Regions from separate parts of the Mus musculus genome. Here region 1 is linked to region 2. A link is a loop called in an ENCODE intact Hi-C map of the cell type or tissue named here. Cell type or tissue: heart. All regions are shown on one strand.

Region 1 (8,000 bases), 110 kb after region 2:
GGCACACTCTGGACCTCCCTCTTGCCTGCTGGCTGGCCCAGAGCTGAAGGGGAATGGGAGGGGGGAGGCGGGAGATGGTGGCTCTTAGACCCTACCCCGTTGCCACCTTCCAAGCCTGCCAACGTGAATGGCTTGCAAAGCTAGTCAGCAGTCCAGCCAGTCTTGGGAAAGAGCCACTATCCCTCCAGCCTGAGCCAGCCAAGGAACAATGTGGGATTTGTTGTTCAGGGGTCCCAGGCTTCAGGGGGAGGGGTTGTTGCTCAAGGGTGGGCAGTGGCTTTGAGCTGGGATGCTCAGGAAAAAGATGATGACATCCACAGTCCTCGGAGCCCGATGCCAGGGGAGAGGCATCCCCTGACATTCCCCACGGGTTATCTTTGTTCTGTCTCGGCTCCACCCGTCACCCTGGGCCCTGAGTATACCTGCTTCAACCTCAGTCTCAGCTTCTCACTCTGGAAACCGGAACGATCTCTCCTTCACAGAGGCCTATGGTCATTAAATGAGGCCAGATGCATCATATGCTGGAGCTGGAGCCCAGGGGTAGACTCCTTGCCGAGTGTGCTCCAAGCTCTGGGACCCATGCCCATTGTTAAAGAGGAAGAGGATGGTGTTCTAAGCATCTGGCAAAGTTCAGTGCCTTTTGGGATTCAAATCTCTAGCAATATGGAATAGACTTGCTTTTTTGTTTTTGTTTTTTCGAGATAGAGTTTCTCTGTATAGCCCTGGCTGTCCTGGAACTCACTTTGTAGACCAGGCTGGCCTCGAACTCAGAAATCCGCCTGCTTCTGCCTCCCAAGTGCTGGGATTAAAGGCATGTGCCACCACCGCCCGGCTTAGACTTGCTTTTAAACTACTTTTTTTTTTTTTTTTTTTTTTTACCATTTTTAATCATGTGTATGTGTGTGGAGTATGTGCACATGGACACAGTACCCACATAGGTCAGAAGTCACCTGACACATGTCCTAGGAGCCAAACCTGTGTCCTCTGGAAGAGCAGTACATGCTCTGAGCCACCTCTCCAGCCCCTTGGCCAGATATTAACTCATCTACTTTTGCCCTCAGAGGACCCAACCATGATGTTGTTTATACATGTAGGTTTATATGCATACTATCCATAGTTTATTCCCTATCCAAGAACAGGTTGTTTAGCCCCCGCTGCATGCCTGTTGTATGAATTCACTGTGCAGGGTACTGATTTTGCATGCAGTGATAACAGGCTCATCATCAAATCGCATCTGGAGAACACAGGACCCAAGCGGCAGCTCAGTGCTGCAACATCCTCAATGGCTGAGAACAATGGTCCTCTCCAGATATAGGCATAGAAGCACAGCGACTTCCTTGAAGCAGGCAAGGCAAAAGACAGAGCCTGGGCCCATCCTCCTTCCCAACTAAGGGTCACATTTTTTTTTTTTTTAAAGATTTATTTTATATATGTGAGTACATTGTTGCTGTCTTCAGACACACCAAAGAGGGTATTGGATCCTGTTACAGACAGTTGTGAGCCACCATGTGGTTGCTAGGAATTGAACTCAGGACCTCTGGAAAAGCATCAGTGCTCTTAACCACTGAGCCATCTCTCCAGCCCCTAGGGGGTGCATCTTATCCTTGTAAGGGGTTGGAAAGCTCCTGAGAAGCAGCAAACACCATCCAGTTTTTCCTCAAATCTTTTTCCCCCATGCAGTCAATGGAAGCCAGGGCCTGGTCTATTGTATGCTCCATCAGCGCTCTGTCAATGAGCTAAATCTCCAGACCCTGTCTTCAAATCCCCCCAGCAATAAGAGATCCTCTTCCAGGCTGGATATATTCACGGCTGAGTAGTGGCCTCACCCAAATCCTCTCACAAACCAAGGACAGATGTGGCTGTTTCTTACTGCAGATGCAGGGTGAAGAGATTGCTTATTCTACACGGAACATTCCAGTCTCTATTTCCAGGCAAAGGGGAGGCAGAACAGGGAGTGGGGGAGGGGGACCCAAGAGATCGAGGGTCAGTATAAAACTAGCTGTGGTTGGATTCACATTGGATCAAGGAGGGCCCACAAGAACTGAGGCTGTGAGCTCCAGCTAGACAGGCAGGGTAGGAATTCTATCCATCGAGTTAACAAATGGTTGGGTCCTTTTCTTAGATTTTTGGTTGTGAGCCTAGCCTTTAACGGCTGAGCCATCTCTCCAGCCCTGGTTGGGTCCTTTCCAAGAGACCAATAGCATGGACAGCAAGGATGACAAAGGAAGACTCTGCAGGCCCAGTATACCCCTGAGGACATTTGATTTCTTCTTGGTGGGCACTGAGTGTGATGAGAGGATGCAGAGTTCTGTTCTGGCTCCACTCTGGCTATATGGGAACAAGCAGGTGTAGACTGAGAGGGGGCCATGAGCTTAAGTGTTTATGATGGAGAGCAATTCAGTTTGAATGCCACATGAAAGGCCCAGGTCTGGGCAGCTCCTCTAACAGACCTGCTTAGTGCCACTTGGCAGCTGTCAGCGTACAGGAGTGAGAAGCAGACAACAAGCAGGGCCCAGAAACACGTGTGGGCTGCTGTCCCAGTGTGAGCACACGTGATAGGCCACTGTGTTTCCAGAGAGCGTGAGTATGTGTTCCCTGTAGGTGTGGCACCCTGTGGTCATCCCTGTGTATGATGTGTAGTGGTGCTCATGCCCCTGTGGGTCCGCTGGTCGGTGATATCTGTGGGAAACAACCAGCACCATACACACCCCCCAACACAAAATTGGTAATTTATTGTTGTCATTATTAGGAGGCAAAAAAAAAAATGTACAGTTACAAGGATCGTTTTCCAAACAGAGGTTAAATATGAGCTGAAAACTGTAAAAAGGAAGAGGAACATCACTTTACAAATTATTAAATTAAACAAACAAACAAACAAACAAACAAAACCAAAGAACCAACCCTCCCATGCTGAGTTCTCTCCTTGTACAACTCTGTGAAATGAGAACAGAAAATGAGATGGGCCGTGGAGGTGGGGACCCTGGGTAGGGGCAGGACCTGGGGCCAGGAACAGTGACAGTGGGGGTTGCTGGGACGACATGGACCCTGGTCCTCCCTCTTAGACCTGGTTGTACCTGGTGGCCCTATCAAGGCTGGGGACAGAAAAGGAGGCTCCTGCTGGCCTTCAAATTCAGGTCCTCCACTGGGAGACAGAGATACTTTACAGGACATGGGGACAACCACTGCCCTATGTGGCAGTCTCCCCTCTTCTGCATATGAACTTGCCCCACATCGACCCTGCATCTCTCTCTGCCTTTCCAGTTTGCCCCTCCCAGGTCCCGATTGGCCCCTGCAGCATCAAATGGTTGATCTTAGTCTTTGCTTAAATTAAAAAATTAAAATATATATACATATATATACTGTACACACAGGACAATAACAGAGTGTTGAAAGGGGAAGAGGAGGGTGGGGCAGAGAGTGAGGAGAGGGCTTGCGGGGCCAGGGCTGTTGACAGGGAGGGGAGTGGGGTAGCTGAAGGGAAAAAGAGAGCAAGGGAGAGAGGTTAGGGGACCAGACTTGGGGAGAGGGCAATTATTTTACAATAAAAACAGGAGTTGAAACCTCAGCAGAATAGGGCTCTAGGAGCCCCAGAGGGCCCTCCCCACACTGGGTGAGGAGGAGTGGGCTTAGGGAGAGACAACAGGGTGGGCGGGGAGCTCGGCTTCAGGTTAGGTGACTGTGGTCCCTAGTCAGAAGAAGAGCCACAGTCTCAGCTTCTCCGTGACTTTGAGTGTTGAATAAGCCACTGTAGGGTGATGTCTGAGGGGAGACAAGAGAGAAAGTTGTAAGGCCTCCCTGTGTGAGAAGGGCCTGGGAGGTATGAACAGTTAAGCCAGGTTCCTGCAATGGCAGCCTGGATCAAGCTTAGAGCTGTGACCCCACCCCCCCCCACCCCCCACCCCCAGCTCCACCCCCCCCCACCCCCACCCCCCGCACCAAAAGCTCCAAGCTAGTGATATAAAAGACACAAAGCCACAGCTAGCAAAGAAGGGACTGGAATACCTGCTCTAACCAATCTCAGAAGTGGAAGAGGGGGCAGGGCTAGGGTAACACCCAGAACTGGGGCCTCCTAGCTGCCTGCTGCACCCAAGGACAAAGTGGCTCGGTATGGACTTCCCAGATACCGCATCAGAAGTATCTTTCCCTTCAGCCCAGCCACTCCTGGCAGAGTGCCAGCAACTTCCCCAAGCCACGCACCTATGTTGTCCTTCTCTTTGCAGGATATGGAGTAGCAGCAGATCTCTCGGTCCTGGATAGCAGACAGGTTCCTGCGGGAAGACCAGAGAGGAGTCAGCGGATGCTGGAGCAGTTAAGGGACCAGGGAAGGGCAGGGTGTTTTTCTCAGTAAAAGGTCTACAAGAGGAGGGCGAGGCTTCTGGGAAAGATACGTTCTGCTGCCACCATGTGGTAAACACCAAGAACAGCAACAAGCCCAGCCCAGAAGCCTTCGGCAGCTGGGGAATTTGGGGGAGCTGAAGCACACAAAGAAAGGCCACTCAGCTCACATTTTCTCGATTAGCTCCTTCTCATCTAGCGCTCCGGCGAGGTCTCGCTTGTTACCAAGGACTAAGACCTATACAGGAAGCAAGCCGGGGAGAGTTAGAGCAAGGATACCTGGGTACCTCGGCTGTACGGCGCTCCCCCCCTCCCCCGCCCCCGCCCCGTGATTTCTGATCAGCTCCCTCTCCCACCCGCTCCATCTCCAGCTGACCGGGATGCCTTGTAGCTGTGGCTTGTCTAGCAGGTTGTGGAGCTCATTCTTGGAGGCCTCGATCTTCTCCTGATCCGCAGCATCCACCATATACCTGGGGAAGGCAGTGAGGGATACCGTGGGTTGAGGCACACAGGAAGAGGAGCTGCTGAGGGGAAGAAGGCCTCCAGTTCCAGCCTGGTCGCCTCTGGAGAAATGGACTACCCTGGTCTGACTCAGAGAACACTTTCCCAAACATAGGTGTGAAGCACTGCAGGCTCAGTCCTCTGTGGAACTGGAGCCTGTAGGATTAGCTGTGAGTCGGGCCCAAAGTGACCCATTTACATTTTCATGGAAAGCCTAGATAGGACCAGAGTAGAAAAGGAAAGGCCTCCCTACCAAGGGACAGGGTACAATGCTATTTTCTTTTTCTTTCTTTCTTTCCTTCCTTCCTTTTTTCTTTTCTTTTCTTTTTTTTTTTTTTGAGACAGGGTTTTTTTTCTCTGTGTAGCCCTGGCTGTCCTGGAACTATGTAGATCAGGCTAGCCACCAACTCAAGAGATCAGCCTACCTCTGCCACCTGCGTGCTGGGATTAAAGGCATGTGCCAGCTACCACCACCTGGCTACAATGCTTGTATAAAAACTCAGGTTTAAGCTGATCAGGAGGCAGAGACAGGTAGATCTCTTGTGAGTTCAAGGCCAGCCTGGTCTACAGAGCGAGTTCCAAGACAGCCAAGACCACACAGAAGAACCCTGTCTGAAAAACAAAACAAAACAAAATATACCAAAAAAAAAAAAAAGTTTAAACTGGGAATGGTATGCATGCATTTAATCCTAGCACGTGAGAGGGGGAAGTCTATGAGTTAGAGGGCAGCATGGTCTTTCTATATAGTGAGATCCAGGCCAGACGGGTCTACATAGTTAGATCCTGTCTCAAAAAACAAAAAGACAAAACACTGTTTATTCTATTAAGAAAACTAAACTGGGCATACTTTTTTTTATTTGTGTGTGTATGTGAGGTGGGGGGAGGGGGGCTGGAGTTGAATCCAGAGTGTGTGTGAGACTGGAGTTGAACCCAGAGCCTTATATATGCTAGAGCTTTCAGACCAAGTTACATCCCTTGTCTGGATAAAATTAACAGGCAAAGGAAGGAGTCACTTAAACTACCCAAAATTCAAGACATGGTGATTTGGATTGGGAGAGACACTGTAGGCTGGCTGATCAGATCTGTATATATATTACAATTTTCTTTTTTAAAAAAATATAAATTCTTTTTTAAAAATATATATATATTCAAATAAACAGTATGCAAAATAATAAAAGCAGGCCACGTCCAGGCAGCAGGCATTAACAGGGACCATGTGTGTGGTTCTGCATCAGGCCTGATGGCTTGCAGGCGGGAGGGTGGGGAGACCCTACTTACACAATGGCGCTCACTCCTCTGCAGTAGCGTTCCCACATGCTTCGGAAACGGGGCTGCCCCCCAATGTCCCAGAGCTGAGAGAGAAGAGGATAGGGAGAAGGTGGCCTCAGGAGCAGGCAGACAACTGAAAGCCATTGGGTTCTTAGCTTCCCTTCTGCAGTCTCCCCCCACCCTAAGGTCACAGCTCCTTCCCCCTCCTACGTCTACAGTGCCTATCTTCAGCTCCCTTTCCCCAGTCCTCCAGCAGCCCAGCCGGTTGCCACCCTCCCCTCCCCTGGCTGGCACTTCCCAGGTGCCGCTGTCGCCCTCCCTCACCTTGATGGTCACATTCCCTTTGGTGATTTTTCGCATGTTGAAACCCACAGTGGGGATCATGTCCTCATTGAACTGTCCTGACTAGAGAGAAGAGAGCCAGGATTGGAAAAGATGCAAACATTGTCAGGACCCAGATGTGATGGCCCTCCCTGGTGGGTCCAGAGCAAGAGGTTGCAGGGCGACTTTTAGGTGACCTCAGATTTCCTCTTGAATGTCTTCTGCTTTCAGGGAGCATGGATGTCATCAACTTACATGCCGTCCACATCTGGAGGTCTATGGGGAAGAGGTCACTAGCTAGCCCTTAGGTAATCTCAGGGTCTCTCAGTCTAGACAGGGAGAAAGCTATTCCCAAGGTCTAACCTACAGTTCTTGTTAAAAGAAGCCCCTTTACTTAGTCTCCAGTTGAGTTAGAATACATTACTTCTCAGGAAAAGAGGCTCACCACAAGAGACATGGCCAGGAAAGCAGAGATTATCAAAGTAGTAGTAAAATGTTTTTTAAAAATGAGGAGCCGGGCAGTGGTGGCGCACACCCTTAATCCCAGCACTTGGGAGGCAGAGGCAGGTGGATCTCTGTGAGGCCATCCTGGTCTACATAGGGAGATCTAGGACAGCCTTGGCTACATAAATAGACTATGTCTGAATAGGTGGGTTGGGACTAAATTCACCACCCACAAAATGCAACACATATTAGTATTCATCTGTTATCCTCTACCATGGATAATCCACAGCCTATTATTTACCTACATGTGTGTCTCCTCTCTGGGCTGAGAGCTTTCTGGGGGAGAGGAGCCAGGTCTAGAGTAACAGTGTTAATGTTTACAGAATGAGCTGAGAATAATTCCAGCTCCCATAATTCCTTTCAATGTCTGGTATTTTTCTCTCCCTGCATTCATTGTGTTTGAAATCTCTGGGTTAATCTAAAGTAGACACAGGCTTCAAATAAGGCCAGCCCTAACTCCTCCCAGGTCACCTTCCCGTCACGGTCACAGGTGGGAGCAGGAGAGACAGATGGAGGCCACACAGGAGAGGGTTGATGTACCTGGAAGCTGAGGGTGATGATCGTGTGCCTGTACCACAGCTTTTTGTCTCCTACCAGGTAGTAGACTACTTTGCTTGAGTCCCATACAGAGACCAGGGGCTCTGACCACTAGACAAAGAGCAGGAGATGATCAGTTCTCAGTCAGTGCCTGGAAGCCTCAGTGACGTGCTCCAGGTGTACCAGATGAGCGAGCCACTCCCCTGCCTCTGAAGGCCCAATGCCCAGTGACAAGGAATAGCAGGGAATCCTCATCTGAGAACTGCAGCTGGATTTTGAAAGTCCTCTGAGCCCCCTGGATGTACAGTCATCCACAGGGGTGGGTCCAGGGCCTGCCTCACAGCTCCTCATGGAGATGGCATAGCAATGTTCTGCAGGGTTCCTAAAACCCCCGAATTCAGGTGGAGGGGGAAGAATTAAGAGTTCAAGGTCAGCCTCAGCTAAATAGTAAGTTTGAGGTCAGCCTGGGTTATATGAAATTTGATCTCAAAAACCAAAAAATAAAATAAAATAAAATAAAATAAAATAAAATA
Region 2 (8,000 bases):
TCCTGCAGAGCCAGGTGGGTAGTTACATCCCTGGTCCCCTCAAAGGCTGGGGACCTCCATTATCATACCTGAAGTCTTCCGGCGGGAGAGCCACGTGGGTCTGTGCTTCAGAGGAAGTGGGTCTGGCTTCTGAGGGACCCTCCTAATCAGGCTGGTGCTGGTGTAACTCCCGGGAGCTTCATCCTGCGGGAAGAGAAAGTTGCAGGTTTTTGGACATCGGGTTTTTGGTGAAACCTAAGGGATGAAGCTAGTTAGAGCTAACCAGAAGCAGGAAGAGAGCAATGGGTAATATGAGGACTGGTCATGCCAAAGAACAAAGGCGGGGAGTGAAGGGCAAGGTTCTTGTGCCAGCAGATGCCTGTGAGAGTGAAAGGCTCTCCGATGCACTGGGCATCCTCAAACCCACAGCAAGGAGGAACCAAGTGGATCCAAAGCCACGACAGCTTCTTCTGTCTGTCGTGGAGTCTGTGTGGAGAGGGAAAGGGAGATCTGTGGGAGGGGCCTTTGACCCCTCTGGCCCGTGGCCAAGCCTCTGGAGCTCCCAAGCTTGCCCTGCAGCTGCCTCACAGTGATGTGAATTTTGGCTTAATTGCAGGCGGATGGACCTTACATGGCCCTGGGTTTTGGCTGTCATTGTTTTGGTGACTGACTGCCTCCAACTTTCCAAAAGTTTGTAGTCCCATTCTGTCAACCGCCATTTGTACTCGTAGATGGTCCCTCGCTACCGTGATTGGAGGTTCACACTTAACTTATTCCCCCAGGACCGTCCTCCACACCCTAGAAGATGCCAAAATCAGTCCTTCTCACGGGAAGCACTTCATTCCCTGCTCTGATCCCCACACCCTTCTTGTCCTCAGACCATGGCTGCAGTTGGAGGAGGAGGGGCTGGGTAGACCCACTGAGTAAGCTACTGAGGACGGGTGTCTGTTTCTTACAGGGAAAGCAGAAGTACACTCTGCCTCTGTACCACGCCATGATGGGTGGCAGTGAGATGGCCCGGACCCTGGCCAAGGACACCTTTGCCGCCACTGCTTCCCAGCTCCACAGCAACGTCGTCAACTATGTCCAGCAGATCCTGGCGCCCAAGGACAGTTAGAGGCTTCGCCTGGGTGGTCCCTGCCTCAGAAAGGCTTCACAGGCTTCCTGAAGAACTGCTCCTTCCCAAATTCATGTTCTCACTCCAGTGCCCCGGAGCTTCTGTTCTTTGGGTTTGGGTCTCTGCCCTGGTGGCGGCTTCTGGTCTAGAGAGTCCTGAGAGTCCTAGGAGGCCTCCCATGCTCCCCCTAGCCCAGGCTGCAGAGAGTAAAATGTCATTCTTTTTCACTTTAAATAAATGTTTTTAAGCAAGAAGTAGATAAGTTGGAGTTATAGAATGACTCATTTATTGTTATTTATGTTTAAGAAATGGTGTGTGTGTGTGTGTGTGTGTGTGTGTGTGTGTGTGTGTGTGTGTGTGTTGTGATGCACACGTGGAGGTCAGAAGACAACTTGTGGAAGTTGCTTCTCTTGTACCACTAGGTGGGTTCCAGAGATCAAGCCTGGGTCACCAGCTTAGTGGCAAGTATTCTTACCCGGAGGCCATCTCACCAGCCCTGGGTTTTTGTGGTTTTGTGAAACTCATTATGCAGTCCTTTCTGGCCTGGAATTCACTATGTGAACCAGGCTCAGACCTGTGGTGATCCTTCTGCCTCCTGAGTGCTGGGGTTATATGCAGGAGCCAGTCACCGTTGACTTTATCCTGCTGGCGACCCTCTGTGTCATATGTGCACGGTTGCCTGCCCACACGAGGGTGTTCTCCTCTTCCTCTGTCCCCCCTCAGACCCCTGGGGCTTTGCTAGGCCTCCCCTGCCCCAGATCCTCCCTAACTGTGGTAATGGGTCGGGACTGGCAGAGTCTGCTGAGTGACTATAGCTGAACTCTGATTTCCTGGTTCTACACGGAGGTGGAAGCAGTCATCATCTTGGTTTGAGAATGGGAATGACAAGAGAGCGTGCTAAGATAAGTTTAAGTTGTCTTTCCTAAACACAGGGGACTTTGAGCTGGTCCCCATCTGGCTTCACCTGTCCCTACACAAAGGTGGAGACAAAGCTGAGGTTCCATCTCTGACAGGTGGGAAGCATGACGATGCCTCTGCCTCACCAACAGAGGCAGCTGTGAGCTACAGGCCAAAGAGGGCCCAGAAGTGCAGGGGGGGGGGGGAGAGCTGACATTCATAGCCGACTTCACAGCTGATCTTTCTCAGGACTGTCCCATGGCCCCTTCCTTCCCTTGCCTTCACACTTATCCTGTCAGTCCTGAGACCTGTCAATATTTTGTTTTTTGAGATAGCTTCTCTGTGTATCCCTGGCTGTCTTGGAACTAGCTGTGTAGACCAGTCTAGCCTCGAACTCAAGAGATCTGCCTGCCTCTGCCTACTGAGTGCTGGGACTAAAGGCGTGCGCCACCACTGGTGAACTTCCACTCACGGTTTATAGCATGGGAGTTACGTGTCCTGTTTCACCAGCTGTCTTGGTTCTGCTGGAATCCTATTGGGTCTGCTTGTGCTTTTACAGGACTGGGGTTGAAGCTGTGCTACTGAGGATTAAAGAGGAAAAGCATCAGGCTCCCCCGCCATGCGCCATGCTCAGCACATGCATAGGCAGGCTATCGCTCCGCAGCTGCTCCCATCATAGTCTTGGATCCTTCCAAGGCACTGACCTCACCCAATTCTTTCTCACTTTTCTCCTCCATTTGACTGTGGACGGAATCAATACTCAGGGGGATGCGCTAGCTCTAAGATTTCTGCAGCTTTGCCTCTCCTGAGCGGAAGCCCCGTGAAGGCAAGGGAGCTAGCTGATGGACTCTTTGTGGTCTTCTTCCTCTTTGCTCTGGAGACCCAACCAGGTGTTCTTAGGGGAAGGAGCACGTGAGTAGCCAAGAGGCTAAAAGCTGGTTCTCCCACATTCCAGGGTAAGTGACTGGGTAGAGGGTGTGTCTGCCTCAGGCTGCTTGGAGGAGGTCCCCTGAAGGGCCAGAGAAAATCCTACCCAGAGCCCTTGGTTTTCCAGCAGCCCTGACCTAGAGGAAAGGAGCCTGTCGTTCTGAAGATGAAGAGTGGAGCCTATGGGGGTGGGCAGATTGTGTCCTGGGACAATGGGGTACCTAGAAGAGAAAGGAATCTCCTTTCGTTTGAGGTCTACCTGGGGGTCGTGTGTCTGTAAATGGGGTGGAGAGAGGAGAAGACACAGATCTTATAACGTAGATGCAGGAAATGCTGACAGTTCAGTGTAGAGAACTTACTCAATTCATATAGCCTCCGAAGCTATCTCCTCAGGCAACGCAAAACAAACCAGTTGGAGCCGCAAGACATCTAATGGCTTATCGAGTCCCACACCCTCGATTCTTTGCTAATTTTATGGTTTTGCTTTTGAGACAATCTACTGTAGCCTAAGATAGCCCCAAACTCAAATGTAGCTGAGACTGACTGACCCTGAGCGCTGGAATTCCAGACACATGCATATCTTTTGCTAGGCAATAATCGCTCTACCAGCTGTACTCCCACATTCCAGGGTAAGTGACTGGAATTCTCACTTACTATATCCCTTTAAAAATTCCCTGAGTGGGATGGTTGTAGCCAGAGGGAAAAGGCACCAACAACTGCTTGTCACTTTCCAAATTTGGTAGCCTGAACAAACCACTTATCAAGACAACAACTATATATCATTTCTTTTCTTCTCTCTCTCTCTCTCTCTCTCTCTCTCTCTCACTCTCTCTCTCTCTCTCTCTTTTGAAAGAGTCTCACTACTATGTAGCCCTTGATAACCTAGAACTCACTATGTAGTCCAGGCTTGGCCTTCAGCTCGCAGAGGTCCACTTGCCTTGGGAGTTGAGAGATTAAAGGGATGCATCTCCACATGTGTCCAACAGTGCTTTTTAAAAATATTTTTAAAACCATGCTTACAGCCAGGCATAGTGGGCGTGCCTTTAATCCCAGTACTGGGGAGGCAGAGGTAGGTAGAGTTCTGAGTTGGAGGCTAGCCACATAGTAAGTCCCAGGATAGCTAGAACTATGTAAAGACCATGTCTCAAAAAAGATGCAAACATGTGTGTGTGTATATGTGTGTGTGTGTGTGTATATCTTGTTTGTTTAGTGTGTATGTGTGTGTACACTTGCACATAAAGGTCAGAGTACCACATTACAGGAGTCAGTTTTCTCCTTTTATCATGTATGGATGGAACACGGGTCCATCCATAGCATCCTTAGCAGCAGGTATCCTTATCCACTGAGCTATCTCAGCAGCCCCACATTGCTTATTGGATGTTTTTGGATGAGGATAGTTATATTAAAAAGGTTTCTGGTGTTGGTCTGGGTAGTTACCCTTTAACCCATCTCTAGAGCCTGTCTCTTGAGTTTGAGGCCAGCCTGGTATATGTAGCTAGACAAAGTTTCAAAAATGAACAGAATCCTGGGACTAGAACCCATTTGTAGAATGCTTGCATAAGAAGCTCTGGGTTCAATTTCCTGCATCTCCAGAGGGATTTTGTTCTGTAGTTTTAGTTTTTCAAGACAGAGTTTCTCTGTGTAGCCCTGGCTGTCCTGGAACTCACTCTGTAGACAAGGCTGGCCTCGAACTCAGAAATCCTTCTACCTCTACTTCAGGAGTGCTGGGATTAAAGATGTGCGCTGCCCTCCTCCACCCCAATTTGTTTTTGTTTTTTAAGGGCCCCGGTAAACAGTAAATTAACATGTGCATCCTGTTTGTCTTTGTAATGACTCAAATGTTGGGCTTCTGACCACTAGAGGGCAGCAGGCAGATACTAATGGAGTGGGCGGAGAGAAGGGTAATCAGGAGCAGACCAGACTCGCGGATAAACCAAACAGCACCGCCAGCCGACCCTAGGCGAGGAGAGCGCCACAGGCACCAAGGGAAGACTTGAAGTAGTGTCTGATCTCTACCGCTTCAGCAACCATCGCGTTTGGGTGGGCTCCAGACAGGCAAAGTGCCAGCAAATGGTCTCTGTAGCTGACTAGACAGACTATCAGACCCAAACCACCACTGGACCGTGAATGTTGCCCAGTGTGTTGCCTAGCCGCTTTCAGAATCCCAGCTTCTGGGTGTTGTGGAGGAAACCCCTTAGCCTCGGTAACTTTCACCAGGCCCTTCTTGTCTCTAGACCTCTAGACAGTTGGAAGCATCAGTCTTGACCCAGCCACCGGTTCAGATTCCTTGCCTTGCTTTCTCCTCCCCAGTTCAGCCCTGGCCAGGCCCCCAGGAAGAATTTCCAGGGCCAGAGGGCAGCCTAAGGCACAGATGCCCACCCCTGCAATGTTCCCGCCACCTGCCCAGTTCAGTACCCAGGGCCCAACCCCAGAGGGTGCGGAATGACAGATTCTGACAATCATTAAACCAGCCAGGCCTGATTTCCCAGCACCGCCTGCTAGGATCTGGGCCAAGTGGCACGGAATATGCAAATCACCTGGGACAGGGAGCCCAGTCTGAAGGCCAGGAAATCCCCAGCATCCAATGAGCCACCAGCTCAGGTTACAACCGGGGACGTACGCCGAAGACCTGGAGGGGAGGAGCTCCTGCTTTGCTCTATTTAGAGCGGGTGGGGGCAGCGCCCTGGCCACACTCATCACTGCTACCTGCGGAGCCTTCGACCGCTTAGATTTCTTCCCTTCCTGTGGCCTCAGAAGCCTGCTCACCCGCCTGCCACACCGAACCCTGACACACCTCGGTACGGTCACATTCCCTAACTCTGGCTTCAGGAACCGTCCAGTGGATTTACAGTTCTGAACTTAATCACTCAGGCTTGGAGGTTCCTAGCTGGAGTGTTGGGGCTACTGTGGGTGTATTCTGGGACTGGTCAGAGACCAGATCGGTGTCTTGGAGGGACAGGGTGGCTTCTTTGGTTCAGGAGCCCACGTGATTTGTGGAGAGAGCCCCAGAAGAATTTGTATCATGGTCCCACCCGCTTTGAGATTATTTTTATTTTTCGGAGCCGAATTTCCCAGTTTGGCGCCAGCTGGCCTGACCCTTCTAGGCTCAAGAGAGCATCCAACCTCAGCTTCCCCAAGTAGCTGGCTCTTGGTGGTGATGGTGGTGGTGGTGGTGGTGGTGGTGGTGGTGGTGGTGGTGTGTGTGTGTTTGTGTGTGTGTGGTGGAGGGGGGGGGTGTTGAAGAGAGAATGTCTACAGCAACACTGAACTTCCTGCCTCTCGGCTGTTGCTGCCCAGGCTTTGCCAGACAGAAATGGAAGTGTACCCTGACCTGTACCCTCCCCACCTTGTCTCCTCTTCCCAGGGGCCCTCATGGCTGCCACCTGTGAGATCAGCAACGTTTTTAGTAACTACTTCAACGCCATGTACAGCTCAGAAGACCCCACCCTGGCTCCTGCTCCTCCGACTACCTTTGGCACTGAAGACTTGGTGTTGACCCTGAACAACCAACAGATGACACTGGAAGGTCCAGGTGAGTGCTGTGTAAAATCTTTACAGACAGGACACCAATGATCTGAGAGGCTCTTAGATGATAAATGGACAGGGAGGAAGGGTATCCTGGAGTTAGTGGCTGGGGAGGATTTATTCATTCATATGTTTGTGTAGTACTGGGGAAAGAACCCAAACAAGACCTTATTTATGCTAGACTGTGTTCCTAGTCCCGAGAAGACTGTAGTGGCTGAGGTGGTGGGAATATAAGAACTGTGGTGACAGATTAAGGGAGGATGAACTTGAGAACTAGCCATGTTGTGATTGTGGATATGTATCTGTCCCTCTCCGCCCCTCCTCGGGTTGTGTAGGACCTCAGACAAGATCCCAAAGGGACAGGACTGATCCTCTGGCTGTACTCCACCTTGCAGAGAAGGCAAGCTGGACTAGCGAGCGGCCCCAGTTCTGGTCGAAGACCCAGGTTCTGGAGTGGATCAGCTACCAAGTGGAGAAGAACAAGTATGACGCCAGCTCCATCGACTTCTCCCGCTGCGACATGGACGGAGCCACCCTCTGCAGCTGTGCGCTGGAGGAGCTGCGGCTAGTCTTTGGACCTCTGGGAGACCAGCTCCATGCCCAGCTTCGGGACCTCAGTAAGTCTAGGCTGGGAGCCACAGGGCCTAGAGAGTGAGCGAGGTGGCTGGGACTTGGGCAGGAGGGTGCAGCCATCGAGCCCCTGCCGGAACCATGGTCAGTGACGCTCTCCCTCCCTGCCTCCGCCAGCCTCCAACTCTTCTGATGAACTCAGCTGGATCATCGAGCTGCTGGAGAAGGATGGCATGTCCTTCCAAGAGAGCCTAGGCGACTCGGGCCCCTTTGGTGAGAACCCATTTTCTCCCTTTTTCCTCCCTAGCTTGTCTTGTCCCATCTGTAACTCCTCCAGAGTGCTAGAGATATTCTCTCCCAACTTGAAAATAAGTCCATAGTCATTTCTGTGGTCCCTGGAGGGTCGTGCCTGTCCTTGCTGGTATCCTGGGCCTCTCTAAGCTCTTAACTTCTTTTCTCAGATCAGGGAAGTCCTTTTGCCCAGGAACTCCTGGATGATGGCCGCCAGGCCAGTCCCTACTACTGCAGTACCTATGGCCCTGGAGCGCCCTCCCCCGGCAGCTCTGATGTCTCCACTGCAAGTAAGTCCTGCCCTTGCCACAGCCTGCCTTCTCCAAGTGCCCTAGAGTGCATCGAGTTCTTAGAATACTCATTCAGTATCTGAAGTCTGGGTAGGCAGTGACTGGGTAGGCTGGCCCTGGCATTGAAGTGGTATTTTTCACCCCTAGGGACCGCTACTCCCCAGAGTTCCCATGCTTCTGACTCCGGTGGAAGTGATGTGGACCTGGACCTCACCGAGAGCAAGGTCTTCCCTAGAGGTGAGTTGAGGGCTGTTCTTGGGGGTCCTGTCCATGGGGTCTAGCCACTCCCCTCTGCCCTATGGCTGCAGTTTCTGTAGCAAGGCTCCCTGTTGACACCCTGCCCTTACCTTCTCTTGACCTTCCAACCCCCTTCCCATAGATGGCTTTCCTGACTATAAGAAGGG

What was found. Peaks named below come from ENCODE experiments on the same cell type or tissue, not always from the same donor. Only the 100,000 strongest peaks of a DNase experiment are listed, where the experiment ranks them.
Region 1: a loop joins it to region 2, with 8 times the contacts of the local background. A loop is called at or near these places in 4 of 42 quality-filtered maps.

The regions. Positions count from the first base shown.
Region 1 is chr1:135,150,981-135,158,980 of GRCm38, reverse strand. It overlaps Arl8a (ADP-ribosylation factor-like 8A), which reads right to left. Exons shown (of 7, transcript NM_026823.2): 2 at 6,430-6,510; 3 at 6,115-6,188; 4 at 4,712-4,805; 5 at 4,506-4,573; 6 at 4,198-4,268; 7 at 2,713-3,759. The coding sequence ends at 3,710. Among named protein-coding and RNA genes, the nearest start is that of Arl8a, 8.1 kb to the right of the region's middle. In heart, a CTCF peak has its summit at 4,410 (motif pointing left); DNase peaks (open chromatin) are centred at 2,500 and 4,380; H3K4me3 peaks cover 1,317 bases; H3K27ac peaks cover 1,230 bases; H3K27me3 peaks cover 2,591 bases.
Region 2 is chr1:135,256,067-135,264,066 of GRCm38, reverse strand. Elf3 (E74-like factor 3) reads left to right here and starts at 5,595. Exons shown (of 9, transcript NM_007921.3): 1 at 5,595-5,718; 2 at 6,285-6,452; 3 at 6,841-7,062; 4 at 7,193-7,288; 5 at 7,477-7,596; 6 at 7,744-7,833; 7 at 7,976-8,000. The coding sequence starts at 6,293. Rnpep (arginyl aminopeptidase (aminopeptidase B)) reads left to right here. Exons shown (of 11, transcript NM_145417.3): 10 at 1-14; 11 at 938-1,368. The coding sequence ends at 1,096. In heart, CTCF peaks have their summits at 4,767 (motif pointing right) and 7,569; DNase peaks (open chromatin) are centred at 4,866 and 5,606; H3K4me3 peaks cover 1,331 bases; H3K27ac peaks cover 1,753 bases; H3K27me3 peaks cover 1,877 bases.